Linked DNA regions of Homo sapiens: region 2 is linked to region 1. Evidence: chromatin contacts called from ENCODE Hi-C or POLR2A ChIA-PET data. All regions are on one chromosome and are shown on one strand. The core of a region is the stretch at or near the end of the contact, and the rest is flanking DNA. Distances in the headings are between cores, read along the strand shown. Region 1 overlaps TECPR2 (tectonin beta-propeller repeat containing 2). Region 2 overlaps LINC02323 (long intergenic non-protein coding RNA 2323).

Evidence for each region. A loop is a pair of places that touch in the nucleus more often than their neighbours do. ChIA-PET counts read pairs that join two places held with the same protein, here RNA polymerase II (POLR2A). Pooled maps may share reads with other maps.
Region 2: a loop to region 1 is called in a pooled map, with 2.7 times the contacts of the local background. The contact joins two enhancer-like sites. A Hi-C loop is called at or near these places in 1 of 37 single-sample maps with no recorded cell type and 2 of 50 pooled maps. POLR2A ChIA-PET finds 5 or more read pairs at or near these places in 4 of 52 experiments (CD4-positive, alpha-beta memory T cell, GM10248, Panc1 and 1 more).

The regions. Positions count from the first base shown.
Region 1 is chr14:102,433,599-102,441,002 of GRCh38, forward strand. It overlaps TECPR2 (tectonin beta-propeller repeat containing 2), which reads left to right. Exons shown (of 20, transcript NM_014844.5): 9 at 637-1,613; 10 at 4,424-4,607; 11 at 6,838-7,011. Among named protein-coding and RNA genes, the nearest start is that of ANKRD9, 72 kb to the right of the region's middle. RefSeq lists a silencer at 4,511-4,560 and an enhancer at 6,230-6,737. Within about 2 kb of position 4,578, at least 3 of the 41 ENCODE cell types and tissues checked have a DNase peak (open chromatin) inside an H3K27ac peak, as active enhancers do.
Region 2 is chr14:102,551,053-102,558,456 of GRCh38, forward strand. LINC02323 (long intergenic non-protein coding RNA 2323) reads left to right here. Exons shown (of 3, transcript NR_146561.1): 3 at 3,658-4,774. Among named protein-coding and RNA genes, the nearest start is that of LINC02323, 9.5 kb to the left of the region's middle. RefSeq lists silencers at 4,083-4,152, 4,193-4,612, 6,847-7,047 and an enhancer at 5,294-5,794. Within about 2 kb of position 4,664, at least 23 of the 41 ENCODE cell types and tissues checked have a DNase peak (open chromatin) inside an H3K27ac peak, as active enhancers do.

The DNA of each region.
Region 1 (7,404 bases), core at 3,328-5,827:
CAACTTCCGCCTCCCAAGTTCAAGCAATTCTCCTGCCTCAGCCTCCCGAGTAGCTGGGATTACAGGTGCCCACTACCACGCCCAGCTAAGTTTTTGTATTTTTAGTAGAGGCAGGGGTTTACCATGTTGGACAGGCTGGTCTTGAACTCCTGACCTAAGGTGGCCCACCCGCCTCGGCCTCCCAAAGTGCTAGGATGGCTTATGAGCGTGAACCACCGTGCACAGCCCAGATTTCATTCTTTGTTATGGCTGTGTAACACTGAATTTTTCAAACCTTTTACTCCTTGGTTCCTGTTAATCCTCTCTAGCTAAGATGACTGCAACACTGAAGGAAATGTTATTAGATTTCTAAGCATTTTAATAATTATAAGGAATTGGTTTGTGACCCAGGTGAACATCTCAGTTTGTCCCCTGGTTTTTCTTAGCTGCCCTCAAACCCATGGATTTGTTCAGTACTTGCATGCATAGAAAGCATCTCTTTGTTGGGATTATTTGTACTTAAGAGGTTTATTCTTCATTCACCAAATATCCTTTATTTAAAATTTTTTTTCTTGAGCCAAAAATATGTGTGCAAGTTAGTCTCTTACTAATCATATAGAACCGTGCCTTATTTTGAATGTTCTTATTCTGAATTAGAAGGTGGAAGCAGGAGCACCTGTCACAGCTCCCTGGAATCGACACCCTGCTCCGAATTTCCTGGGGACAGTCCCCAGTCCTTGAACACAGACTTGCTGTCGATGACCTCAAGTGTCCTGGGCAGTAGCGTGGATCAGTTAAGTGCAGAGTCTCCAGACCAGGAAAGCAGCTTCAATGGTGAAGTGAACGGTGTCCCACAGGAAAATACTGACCCCGAAACGTTTAATGTCCTGGAGGTGTCAGGATCAATGCCTGATTCTCTGGCTGAGGAAGATGACATTAGAACTGAAATGCCACACTGTCACCATGCACATGGGCGGGAGCTGCTCAATGGAGCGAGGGAAGATGTGGGAGGCAGTGATGTCACGGGACTCGGAGATGAGCCGTGTCCTGCAGATGATGGACCAAATAGCACACAGTTACCCTTCCAAGAACAGGACAGCTCTCCTGGGGCGCATGATGGGGAAGACATCCAACCCATTGGCCCCCAAAGCACTTTTTGTGAAGTCCCCCTCCTGAACTCACTCACTGTGCCTTCCAGCCTCAGCTGGGCCCCAAGTGCTGAACAGTGGCTGCCTGGGACCAGAGCTGATGAAGGCAGCCCCGTGGAGCCCAGCCAAGAGCAGGACATCCTAACCAGCATGGAGGCCTCTGGCCACCTCAGCACAAATCTCTGGCATGCTGTCACTGATGATGACACAGGTCAGAAAGAAATACCCATTTCTGAACGTGTCTTGGGGAGTGTGGGAGGACAGCTGACTCCGGTCTCTGCCTTGGCAGCCAGCACTCACAAGCCCTGGCTTGAGCAGCCTCCACGGGATCAGACATTGACGTCCAGCGATGAGGAGGACATCTATGCCCACGGGCTTCCTTCTTCATCCTCAGAGACGAGTGTGACAGAGCTCGGACCTAGTTGCTCCCAGCAGGACCTGAGCCGGCTGGGTGCAGAGGACGCCGGGCTGCTCAAGCCAGATCAGGTATGTGGGTTCGGGTGGTGGGAAAAGTAGCTGAGGCTTCTTTCTTAAGGGTAATAATTGTCAAGACTGATTATTTTCCTTCTCATGGAAAGAAATTCTATTCCTACTGCAAAATCCGTAGGCCAACTCTGTTTTCAAGTCTGGGTTTCAGGGGATTTCCAGCACAGGGACTATGAATGGCTTGAACTACTTCTGACCTGTTCTACCCTGCTCAGTAACCTGCCTCCCCAACCAAGGTAGCGTCTTGCTGTTTCCTCTGACCCCACAAGTGCAGGCTGGTGTAGGCACTTACTGTTAGCCATCGTAGGGCAGGGCTGAATTGGCCTGGGGCCATCTCAGAAAACCAGTGGGCAGAGGACTGTCCACCTGTGGAGTAGAGAAAGCTCTGAGCAGTTTGGAGGCAGGGAGTCTCCTGTCCTTCTCCTCACACCCCTCCAAGGAACCATCTGCAAGAGCACGAGGCCATTTCCAGAACTGCTGTCTCCTCAACCTCCGAACAGTGGCTCCAAGGCTCCCCTGCGAGCTGTACAGGAACCAGTTTGGAGTAACCAGTCTTTGTAGGTCCACCCAGCACATGTAACTAGGAGATGACTTTTAACTGTCCTTGAGCATTTTATATTAAAAGTGATTTTTTTAAAAGTGCCTACTTCCCTTAGCAAGTAATTATTACTAGATATATTTGTTTCAAAACTGTGTCTTGCCCTGTCTCCTACTAACTGTCGATGTGAGGTATGAATTATGGCTGCGCACTTACAGCCACGTGTGCTTTCCACAGTCTACGCTGGCTTCTGTCAGTGCTAGCAGTGTGACGCTTTGTCAGTGCTCACCATGTGCAGGTATCCCACAAAGCACTTTAGAGGTTTAACTCTTTTACTTCTCTAAACACGAACTATAAAATAGGCACTCTTCTTGTCCCCATTTTACAGAGGAGAAAATGGAAGCACAGAACAGCTAGACAGCTTGCACAAGGTCACATAGCAAATGAAGGGCGGGCCCCAGGACCCCCTCACTCACCCTCTGTGCTGTCATGCCTCAGAAGTGAAACATGCTGCTTACTTGTTTTGAGACAAAACGCCATAAGTCTGGCTTTTTTTTCTTCTTTCTTTCTTTTTTTTTTTTTTTTCTGAGACAGGGTCTCACTCTGTCACCCAGGATGGAGCGCAGTGGCGCAATCATGGCTCATTGCTGCCTCGACCTCCCCAAGCTCAAGTGATCCACCTGCCTCAGCTTCCTGAGTCACTGGGACTACAGGCATGTGCCACCATGCCCAGCTAATTTTTGTATTTTTTGTAGAGAAGGGGTTTTGCCATATTGCCCAAGCTGGTCTCGAACTCCTGAGCTCAAGCAATCTGCCTGCCTCGGCTTCCCAAAGTGCTGGGATTACAGGTGTGAGCTGCTGTGCCTGGCCAAGGGTGGCCTTTTATTCAGTCATCCGGCATTTATCTTTTCAACCCAGTGGTTCTTGAGTGGCCTTGACTGTCAGCCTCTGTGATTATGCTGGGGACCACAGTGCAGATGGCAGCTAGTTGTGGATTCCATCTTCCTGAGCCTCAGAGTCTTGAGGGGGAGCCAGGTACATGTTCACATCCTCGCAGTTGAGTGGGACTCAGGTGAGGGTACTGAGCAAAGTACAGGGCTGCAGGAAGCGCAAGCAGCATGGCCCCCTAATGTCTGGGCGTTAGCCAGGCAGACTGTCGGTGGGGTGGGGTATTGGAATTCTAGGCCAGAAATTTAGGAAAGCCCTCACTTAGGTGACAGGGATCCTGGCCCTTTGAGCCCCTGACTCTCTAACTTCCTCCCTTCCTCATCCCACTCCAGGTAGCTGGGAAGCCAAGAAATTTTATGGTGTGTTTTTATTTGGAGGTTCGGTGTGGAAGTAAGACTTGCCATGGTGAGCAGGGCTGGATTGAGAAGAGTTGGGCACCATTTTCTTTGAAGTAGTTAACTTCTATGTGGGTATCTGTACAAATACATTTATCTTCTTTGCATTTATTGAAAAGTATTAAAGTACAAAGACTTTATTTAGCTTTGATTTTTAAAAGAATTCTAGCAAGGTCGGGCACAGTGGCTCACGCCTGTAATCCCAGCACTTTGGGAGGCCAAGGTGGGCGAATCACCTGAGGTCAGGAGTTCGAGACCAGCCTGGCCAACATGGCGAAACCCCGTCTCTACTAAAAATACAAAAAATAGCCGGGTGTGGTGGCAGATGCCTGTAATCCCAAGTACTCAGGAGCCTGAGGCAGGAGAATTGCGACTTGCTTGAACCCAGGAGGCGGAGGTTGCAGTGAGCCGAGATTGTGCCCCTGTACTCCAGCCTGGGCGACAGAGCGAGTCTCTGTCTCAAAAAGGAAAAAAAAAAGAAAATATGGTGGAAAAAAGAAAGACAGTGGTAGTGCCATATATCCAGTGCCTCTGTAATGATTAGACTACAAAAAATTGACTTGCATCCAAATGTTGAAGAACCTGGCTCTTTGTGTAAGGTGAGGTATGCCTGCAGAATAATAGCAGCTCCTTCGTAACGTGATGTGATGCTCTAAGCGTTACATTTGCAAAGGTGTTAGAACAGGAGAAAATGTCATCCAGGGACTCCAGGGAGTCTTTGTAGGGAGACAGCAGCACGCGTCTCAGAAGGTTTGTAGTAGAGGGGTGTCCACAGATAGCAGGGGTTGGGAGAAGGGTTGACTTGGCGTCTTGCTGACCCGTTTTACCGTCTCGTGTTAATGATATCCTCTCACCTTTCTTACTGAGAACAGTAAGCCAAATGTGGCTGTGTCCTCTGCCACAGAACTCACTGGCTCTTCCCTTGTTAGTTTGCAGAAAGCTGGATGGGCTACTCGGGTCCCGGCTATGGCATCCTCAGCTTGGTGGTCTCCGAGAAGTATATCTGGTGCCTGGACTACAAAGGCGGCCTGTTCTGCAGCGCGTTGCCGGGCGCCGGGCTGCGCTGGCAGAAGTTTGAAGATGCTGTCCAGCAGGTGGCAGTCTCGCCCTCAGGTTCGCCTCCCCGCTCCCTGCTCCCGCTCCCTGCTCCCGCTCGCCGCTCCTGCTCCCCGCCCCCGGGGTGCAGACATCTTAGTACAGGGCTCCCCTGCAGCAGCTCTGGGCTCACGCTGCCGTGCGTTCACCAGGTTTGCCTCTTCAGGAACGTTTGAGGGGTTGTCTCCAAAGAACGTGAATTGCTTCATTGGATGTCAATTCGTAGTGTAAATGGGTGTTCAGTTTGAGTTTTTGTTTTCTTTATTAATTGCAATGGTAAGCTCTGATCGTATTTTTGTAAGCTAGACAAAAAGTTTGAAAATTGAGGGACTTTTTTAGGGATATTAATATACTAACTCTTCATAAAAATAATACGTGTTTCTCTTTCTCATTGTTGCTTTAAAGCAACCGAACTAACGAAGACGGGCCTATGGATATGTTAGATATATTCCAATTATTTGGCTTCCTCTTTAGGAATTCTGTTTTAATGAGCTCTCTGCTGTGGGTGAACAGTCTACTCCCTGACTCTAAAAGGAAAGTCCATTCATTCTTTCATGCTGCTGTTAGGCCATTGTTAGTGAACTGGAGCTGGTGTTTCCTGAACGATGTTCTCCTGAGCTGGAAGACCTCCCATATCTGCATGGAATCATTTGCTTGCTTTTTCTTTCTTTCTTTCTTTTTTTTTTTTTTTTGAGACAGAGTCTTGCTGTGTTGCCCAGGCTGGAGTGCAGTGGTACAATCTCAGCTCACTGCGAGCTCCACCTCCCAGGTTCGCACTATTCTCCTGCCTCAGCCTCCCCAGTAGCTGGGACTACAGGCACCCGCCACCACGCCCAGCTAATTTTTTTGTATTTTTTTAGTGGACACGGGGTTTCACTGTGGTAGCCAGGATGGTCTTGATCTCCTGACCTCATGATCCGCCCGCCTCAGCCTCCCAAAATGCTGGGATTACAGGTGAGAGCCACTACGCCCGGCTTTGCTTGTTTTTTCTTAAGGTTGTGTTGGCCACGTCGGCACCTACGCCAGTGGGGACACTTTTGCCTTGAAGCAGCCTGGTTTACTGTCAGGACATTGGAATAGAAGTCAGACGAAGCCGAAGCTGAGTCTGTGGCTTGGGACCTGTCTGTTCTCTGTAACTTCACTGTGTTTCGGGATGAATTTCCCTTAATTCTCCCTGGTCTCTGTCACTGTTTAAAATATTAGTTTGTTCAGCGTTGTTTTTCTTGCTTGCTTTCACTGTTTGTTTGAAAAATATTTTTCTTTAGAGACTGGCTAACAACCCACTCCACAAGCTGTCATTACACAGTTGTGTGTTTTAATTCATTTCTCGTTGGTATCATTTACCTTCAGGTTTGTCTCCTTAGCCTTTTAGAACTTTGGTTCTATTCCTGACTATATTAGTTACTTGTATTCCCAGGCCCCTTGGTCCCTCACTGTGCTAGCGGGAACTCTGTATCTCCATGAGATTCACCTGCTCAGTTGAGGCGTCCTTCAGGGCCCAGTCCCATGTCCTTGGTGGGCAGCAGAGCCCTTGTGCCGGGGGCACCACAGGCAGAGATGCTCGACAGGCCCTCTAGTCCAGCCCAGCTGACACTCGGTGATCACTGGTGGCCCCTTGCCTTGCCTGCGTCGGCCTGCTCCAGGCCTCCAGCTGCAGCGCTATCCTGCCTTCCCTTTCCTCTCTCCTCCTCCATCTCTTCATCAAAGTCCTCTTCACAGTGAAAACAGGCCAACTCAGTGCAAGTGTGTTCCTTCTGTGCACCTTTTCCATTCAGCTCATCCAGAACTGATCCTTCTCTTTGAATCCCTAAAGGACTTTTTCAGCCTCTCCTAGGGCACTAGTTGTGCTTAGGATGTTTATTTGGAGACTTATCAAACCTAATAATGTCATCAGTGTTTCTCCTCCCGTGTGAGGAGCGCCTGTCATGTGCCCAGCTCTGTGGCCATGTGGTTGATCTGCTTCCGTCTGCAGTCTTTAGAGCAGCCCTGTAAGGTGGAGATGATCCCCACGGCCCAGGAGGAAAGTGAAGCTTGGAGACGGGCGGTGACATGGAGCCTGAAGCTGCATAGCCACTGGGTGGTGGCCAAGGGCCCAAACCTGGGTCTGGTGGCCTCTTTCCCCACTTGGGGGGACAGAACAGGATGTGTTTTAGAAATCTTTCTCCCCTCAATGCCCAGCATGAAGACTTTTGTATAGAAATATATTCTAGTATTTATTGGACAGTGAATAGAATTTTTATTTCCATAGGAGCCCTTCTCTGGAAGATTGAACAGAAATCTAACCGGGCTTTTGCTTGTGGGAAAGTCACCATCAAGGGGAAGCGGCACTGGTACGAAGCCCTGCCCCAGGCAGTGTTTGTGGCCCTGAGCGATGACACGGCCTGGATCATCAGGACCAGTGGGGACCTATACTTGCAGACAGGTAACCGCGGGCCACGCTTAGAGGCCTGCCAGCTCTGCCGTCACTGCCTCTGCTGCACCCTGCTTTGCTAGTAACATGCTTACCACAATCGCTATGATTAAGAGGCTAAATCCATTCGAATTAAGACACTTCTGGGAAGAGAGTATTTGCCATTTGGCATGTATTAGCAGTTTCCTGCATTGACACAAACTCAACCCAGGACAAATTTAGGGCAAAAATGAATAGGATTATTTGGTGAGATACAGAAACAGAATCTTATTCTCCTATGGCCAACCACCGCATATCACGTATCCTACAATGTTAGATCTTAAGAGGTAAGAATACAGAGGAAGGACATAAAATTCATTTCCCCCTTTAAGCTAAAGTTTAAGTGGCTGCATTTTTTTTTTCAGC
Region 2 (7,404 bases), core at 3,414-5,913, 120 kb after region 1:
AACCAGAGCAACTCCATTTTGAATAGGGGCTGTGTAAAGTGAGGCTGAGACCTAGATGGGCTGCACTCCCAGAGGGTTAAGGCATTCTAAGACAGGATGAGATAGGAGGTCGGCACAAGATACAGGTCATAAAGACCTTGCTGATAAAACAACTTGGAGTAAACAAGCCGGCCAACACCCACCAAAACCAAGATGGTGACAAGAGTGACCTCTGGTCATCCTCACTGCTACACTCCCACCAGCACCATAACAATTTACAAATGCCATGGCAACGTTAGGAAGTTACCCTATATGGTCTGAAAAGGGGAGGCATGAATAATCCACCCCTTGTTTTGCATATAATCAAGAAATAACCTTTGGGTGTGGTGGCTCATGCCTATAATCCCAGCATTTTGGGAGGCTGAGGTGGGTGGATCACTTGAGGCCAGGAGTTAGAGACCAGCCTGGCCAACATGGTGAAACCCCGTCTCTACTAAAAATATAAAAATTAGCCGGGTTTGATCCCAGCTACTTGGGAGGCTGAGTCAGGAGAATCGCTTGAACCCAGGAGGTGGAGGTTGTGGTGAGCCGAGACCGTGCCATTGCACTCCAGCCTGGGCAACAAGAGTGAAACTCTGTCTCAAAGAAAAAAAAAAAGGGCAACCAGCAGCCCTCAGGGCTGCTCTGTATGTGAACTAGCAATTCTTTTTTCCTAATCAACTTGCTTTCAGTTTACTCTATGGACTCGCCTGGAATTCTTTCTTGTGTGAGATCCAAGAATCCTCCCTCTCTTGGGGTCTGGATGAGGACCCCTTTCTGGTAATATGGCCTCTTACCCCCTTGGTATACCTTAAGGTGGCCTTGGGCAACTTACATTACATCTCTGGGCCTCAGTTTCCTCCTCTAAAAAATGGGGATAACAAAAGCCCCTCTCCTAGGAGAAGAGGCAGGGAACAGCTGGACAGGGCAGAGAGCCTATCTTGGGATCCCGGGGAGGGGCTATGAAGGAAAGGCTTCAGGAATTGAGTGGGACAGGGTATGGGTCAGAATTCTGGTCTGAGCTGCCTGCCCCATGACTCCAGGCCCTCCCGTGGCAGGGCCCAGGCACCTGGCCTCCAAGCCTCAGTTTCCTCGACTCAGCAATGGGCATGGCAGCCCCAACCTTGGAGTGACATATTGTCTAATAACCCTGACTCACTCCCCACCTCCCACGCCCAGGGGCCCCTGCAGTCCTGAGATGGGCCAAGTCAAGCCACACCTCTCTTCCGGCTGGAGCAGCCTGACCAAGTCCCACTTGCTGTTCTGCCAGGGAGCCTGATTTTGGCACTGGTGTATTTCCAGAACCAAGGTGGGTGCCCGGTCTGAGGCCCTAGCGGGTGTCTGGGTCCCTTCCTGGAGGCCCCTTGCCTCCCTCAGCCCTGGCTTTTGGGACTTAGCAGGGGAGGAAGTTTTTTGTTTTGTTTTGTTTTGAGACGAAGTCTCACTGTCACCAAGGCTGGAGTGCAGTGGCACAATCTCGGCTCACTGCAACCTCCCTCTCCTGGGTTCAAGCGATTCTCCCGCCTCAGCGTTGCGAGTTGCTGGGACTACAGGTACGTGTCACTACACAGGCTAATTTTTGTATTTTTTAGTAGAGATGAGGTTTCACTGTGTTAGCCAGGCTGAACTCCTGACCTCATGATCCGCCCGCCTCGGCCTCCCAAAGTGCTGGGATTACCGGCATGAGCCACCGCGCCCGGCCTATGGGAGGAAGTTCTGACATGGATGGCAGGGGTGGGGAGGGCAGCTGAGGACTCTGGAGCAGAGGCTGGGGCCCCACTCTGGCTTTCCCTGGCCCTAAAGGAAGGGTGGGGTCTGAGAGTGTGGAGGCCTGAGAGCAGGGGCAGCACAGACACCCACTCTGAGACCACTTGGTTGTCCCAGCCACCGGGTTCCAGGTGTCTGGGGCCAGGTGGGGTTTTCTCTCCAAGCCCAGAGTGACCTCCCCACTCCCAGCCTTGCCCAGAGCAAGTCTTGCTGAGTTCTAAGGTGAACTCCCACTTGTTCCAGACCAGGGACACAGGGTCCTGCAGGCCTCCCGGAGCAAGCACTCTTGAGAGGGCTTCTCCACGTGGCCACAGGACAGACTGTGCTTCATCCAGCACTGTACGCTCAAACACACACACCTGAAACAAAGGCTCCACGAACAGGCCTGCCCTTACAGCACACCATGCTCTTGTTTAGTCTTCCTTATGTTTTTTGTTTTCGTTTTGAGACGGAGTCTTGCCCTATTGCCCAGGCTGGAGTGCAGTGGTGCAATCTTGGCTCACTGCAACCTCTGCCTTCCAGGTTCAAGCGATTCTCCTGCCTCAGCCTCCTGAGTAGCTGGGATTACAGGCACACAGCACCATGCCCGGCTAGTTTTTCTATTTTTAGTAGAGAAAGGGTTTCACCATGTTGGTCAGGCTAGTCTCGAACTCCTGACCTCGTGATCTGCCCGCTTCGGCCTCCCAAAGTGTTGGGATTACAGGCATGAGCCACCACACCCGGCTGTCTTCCTTATTTTTTTAAATGCCAGCTGTTTTATGCACAATTGTCCCAAACTAGAAACAACCCAATTATCCATCAACTGGTAAAGGAATAAACTAATGTGTTATCTTTGTTTGTTTATTTAATTTTGATACAGGGTCCCACTCTGTCGCCCAGGCTGGAGTACAGTGGAGAGATCACAGGTAACTACAGCCTAAACCTCTTGGGCTCAAGTGATCTTCCCACCTCGGGCACACCTGGCTAATTTTTTTTTTTAATTGAATGTGGTATATTATTTAAAAGGAATGCTGGCCAGGTGTGGTGGCTCATGCCTGTCTGTAATCCCAACACTTTGGGAGGCCAAGGTGGGTGGATCACCTGAGGTCAGGAGTTCAATATCAGCCTGGCCAACATGGTGAAACCCTGTCTCTACTAAAAATACAAAAGTTAGCCATGCGTGGTGGCGCACGCCTGTAATCTCAGCTACTTGGGAGGCTGAAACACGAGAATTGCTTGAAACTGGGAGGCAGAGGTTGCAAAGTAAACCAAGTTTATGCCACTGTGTTCCAGCCTGGGCGACAGAGCGAGACTGTCTCAAAAAAAAAAAGAAAAAAAAAACTATAATGGTAAATTTTGCTATGTATATTTTTATCAGTGTTTAAAAAAAAACATAACAAACTCTCCCTTGGCTCTGCCATGCTCCTTATAGGGCAGGCTACTGTAAAATGAAACTACGGGCCAGGCACGGTGGCTCATGCCTGTAATCCCAGCACTTTGGGAGGCCAAGATGGGTGGATCACCTGAGGTCGGGAGTTCGAGACCAGCCTGACCAATATGGAGAAACCCCCGTCTCTACTAAAAATACAAATTTAGTCGGGTGTGGTGGCACATGCCTGTAATCCCAGCTACTTGGGAGGCTGAGGCAGGAGAATCACTTGAACCCAGGAGTCGGAGGTTGCAGTTGAGCCGAGATCATAGCATGCCATTGCACTCCAGCCTGGGGGACAAGAGCGAAACTCTGTCTCACAAAAAAAAAAAAAAAAAAAAAAAAAGGAAGAAAGGAAGGAAGGAAAGAGAGAGAAAGAAACTACAGGGACTCTTGTTAAAAAATTATTAAGAATTTCAAGATGGCAACAGCAGCATATTAAAACCAAGTGTGGTCTCTTCTAGGCTCAGGACCCTATGGGATTGCACAGGTCGCAGCCCAAGCGCAGTACTTGCGCACAGGTCCCAGCCCCTTCCCTCTCTGGGACTTGTCTTCTGGCCCCTCACTCCTGCGATGAGCTTTTCTTTCAGCTGGTGAAAGGCCGCAGACTTCGAACCTCTGGGCCTTTGTCCAGGACGTTCCCTCAGCGCTCAGTGCCCTTCCTGGTGGCCTCCTACATCTTCAGATCCCGGCTGAGCTCTGCTTAAATCCGGGACCGGGTAGTCACTGGGGCAGCCACTTGGCTGGGGCGAGGCCACCTCGCTTTGGGTCTTGTCGCGCCCAGGCCAGCGCCAGCCCAGGCTTGCCATGGACTGGCTCCTGGGCGTTAGATGAATGAATCGACTCAACCCGGGCCGCCACGTTGTGTTCAGAACACCGACAGTCGCTCCCAGGCAACCAGCACCTGCTGCGCCCCGTTTCCAGCGACCTCCCCAACCGCGTGGACTCGCATCCACGTGCCCGGCGGGGCCGCAGCAGAAAGGCTCGGACCCCCCAGGACGATCGGCCGGTGGGGGCCGGTGGGGCCGCAGACTCGGGGGGCGGGGGGCGCCAGGCTTCCGGGTCCTGCCCCCGCCCCGTGGGGAACAGCAGGACGGCGCCGAGGCCGTTTCGCTTTCCTCCGCGCCCATTTGCCGGGAGGGGACCCCGTGCTCCGACCTGAAGGTGACGGCAGAGCCTGCGGGAGGCCTAGGCCGGTCCCGCCCTACGGGTCCCGGGGGCGACCCTCGCGCTGACATTGGCGTCCAGGCCGCGGCCCCTGCCTCCGCGCCCACCCACGCCGGGCCTGGCCCTCGCTCCCCCGGGAAAAGCCCCGCCGGCGGCCGCGAGAGCGCGGAAGCGCAGCCGTAGTGACCGCGAGACAAAGACCCGGCGGCGGGGGAGGCGGCGGAGAGACCCCGCCAGCGCGGAGACCCCAGGGAAGCTTCTCTGGAAGACCTGGTGCTGGTCCGCTCTCCCGGGACCTCATTTTCCTTATGTGGACAACGGGGGCGGGGTCACAGCAGCCCCTCGGGCTTATAGCCGGGTTGTTCTTTCCTTAAATCTCCTCCCTCTGCCAAAATAAAAAACCCCACAGGGCAAGGCGCGGTGGCTCACGCCTGTAATCCCAGCACTTTGGGAGGCCGAGGCAGGTGGATCACCTGAGGTCAGGAGTTCGAGACCAGCCTTACCAATTTGGTGAAACCCCGTCTCTACTAAAAATACAAAAATTAGCTGGACGTGGTGGCCGGCGCCTGTAATCCCAGCTACTCGGTAGGCTGAGATAGGAGAATTGCTTGGACCCGGGAGGCTAAGGTCAGTGAGCCGAGATCGTGCCACTGCACTCCAGCCTGGGCGACAGAGGGAGACTCCGTCTCAAAAAAAAGAAAAAAAAAAAAAAACCCACAGCGTCCCGGAGGGGCCTGAGGAGTTGTGAGGGGCCGCCTCCGCCTCCAGCATCTGGCATCTGGAGGAGGAGGCTGAGGCTGAGGTGAGGGTGAGGGTGGGTGACCCGCACCTGTCCAGGCCCAGGTTGCCTGCTCCCAGCTTGGGCTGGGCAGTGGGGCAGGGCCATGATCCCGCCAGTGCTGTGGTTAGCCCTACACCTGGCCTGGCTGAGGACAGCGAACCTGGCAGGTCCAACCTGGGCCCTCCCAGCCTAGGATCTCCAAGGCCTCGTCTCAGTCACCATCAGCTGCTCTAGGGTGCAGTGGGGCCCAAGGAGGATTGGGCCTGATCTCTGCCCCCCAGAGCCCATGGACCCAGGACTGGGCCCACCAGGCGTGTCGCAGGCATAGGGTCAGTGGCTTCTCAACAGCTGCTGGCCCCGGCGCCCCTCACCACCCCACCTCCACTGGTCAGAACCACCACACTGCCAGAGACTGGGTTTCCCTGCAGTTCTGACCAGTGGGGATGGGGTGAGGTGGAAGGGACATTGCTTGGCCGGGCACGGTGGCTCACACCTGTAATCCCAGCACTTTGGGAGGCCAAGGCAGGTGGATCACTTGAGGTCAGGGGCTCAAGATCAGCCTGGCCAACATGGTAAAACCCCATCTCTACTAAAAATGCAAAAATTAGCCAGGCATGGTGGTTTGCACCTGTAATCCCAGCTACTCGGGAGGCTGAGGCAGGAGAATTGCTCAAACCCAGGAGGCGGAGGTTGCAATGAGCCAAGATTATGCCATTGCACTCTAGCCTGGGTGACAGAGCGAGACTGTCTCCAAAACAACAACAAAAAAGGCAGAGGAGTGGGGAGTCTGGATGGCTCCGCTGGTCCAGCCCACCCCTCAGGGGACAGACTGGTTGACTTGACGGGTTCACTGAGAGTGCTAGGACCGGCCCCAGGTGTAGTGCCCTCCCTGCGGTGTCCTGAGGTAAAGCCTGCCACTCTGAGCCTGCTTTCTCTTGCCAGGAGACAGGACCTTGTCCGCTGCAGCTGGGACATGGTGTGGATAAAACCTGTCAGACAGTGGGCGTCCTCCTGCCCTGAAGCCTCCCCTCTCCCTGGTAGCCTTCAGGCCCCCCAGATTCTGGTCTCTCGGCCTGCTGTCTCCTTTTTCCTTGGTACCTTGGCACCTGAACTCGCTTGGAGTGTCTAAGGAGCTGCCTGTGACACCATGGGGACCTCTATTGGTCCCAGCATCCCCTGCCCAGCCGTGGGGGGCATCGGTGTCAGCCCTGCCAAGGATCAGTCAGCCAATCAACAAACCGCAGGGATCACCCAGCTCATGGATGTGGGTGCCGGGAGGCAGGGAGGGCCACACAATGAAGAGATGTGTGTGGTCCTCCATGCTCAGAGATCCTCATGCCCCTCTCCCAGGGATGGGAGTTCCCCTCCCCATCAGGGGTAGCCCTAGGGCCCCCAGCCCCACTCTCACTAGGGCCAGCCTCTCTGTGAACCCCTGGACTCACATCACGTGTGCGGGGCCCAGCTTTGAGGTGGAAGACCAAACCTTGGCATTGCTTCTGTGGAAGCTCAGGAAATGCCCACGATATGGCCTGACCACCCCATTCACACGAGGATGGAGGGAGCACCCTGGTCACCTGGGGGTTGTGGTTAGAGTGCCCTCCAGCCGAGCCTGCAGCCCAGACCGAGCTAGACTGGAAGGGGTAGAAGGGCATTCAGGTAGGGACACAGCCTGGGCAAAGGGGCCCTGACCTTTGGCAGCTGCGGGAAGATGAGCCCACCTGAAAGGGAGGCTGCATTGAGTGCAGTCAGGACCTGGGCTGTAGGGCTCAGCCTCTAGACAGCAGGAGCACAGAAGGGCGTGGCGGGGTCTCCTGCCCGGCCATAATAAACAGGCCCAAGACTTGTTCACACAGGTCCCAGGAATATGCTGGGTTTGCCTTACGTATAATTTGTGATTCATACCTCTCAGTCTTCCAGAAAGATGCAGTCTACAGAAATTCAGAAACAATCAATTTGTAAGAATAGACATAGATAATTTTGAACAACCAAGATTAGTGGGAGATAGGCATTTACCCAATTCTAGGACATTAATGATTAGTAATCAGGCATCAGACATAGCTGTGGTCAGCCATGGTGGCTCACACCTGAAATACCAGCACTTTGGGAGGCCAAGACAGAAGGCTCCCTTGAGTTCAGGAGTTCTAGACCAGCCTGGGCAACAGAGTGAAACCCTGTGTCTACAAAAAATAAAAATAAAATAAAATAAACAAATTAGCCTGTGGTCCCAGCTACCTACCAGGGAGCCTGAGGTGGAAGGATCGCT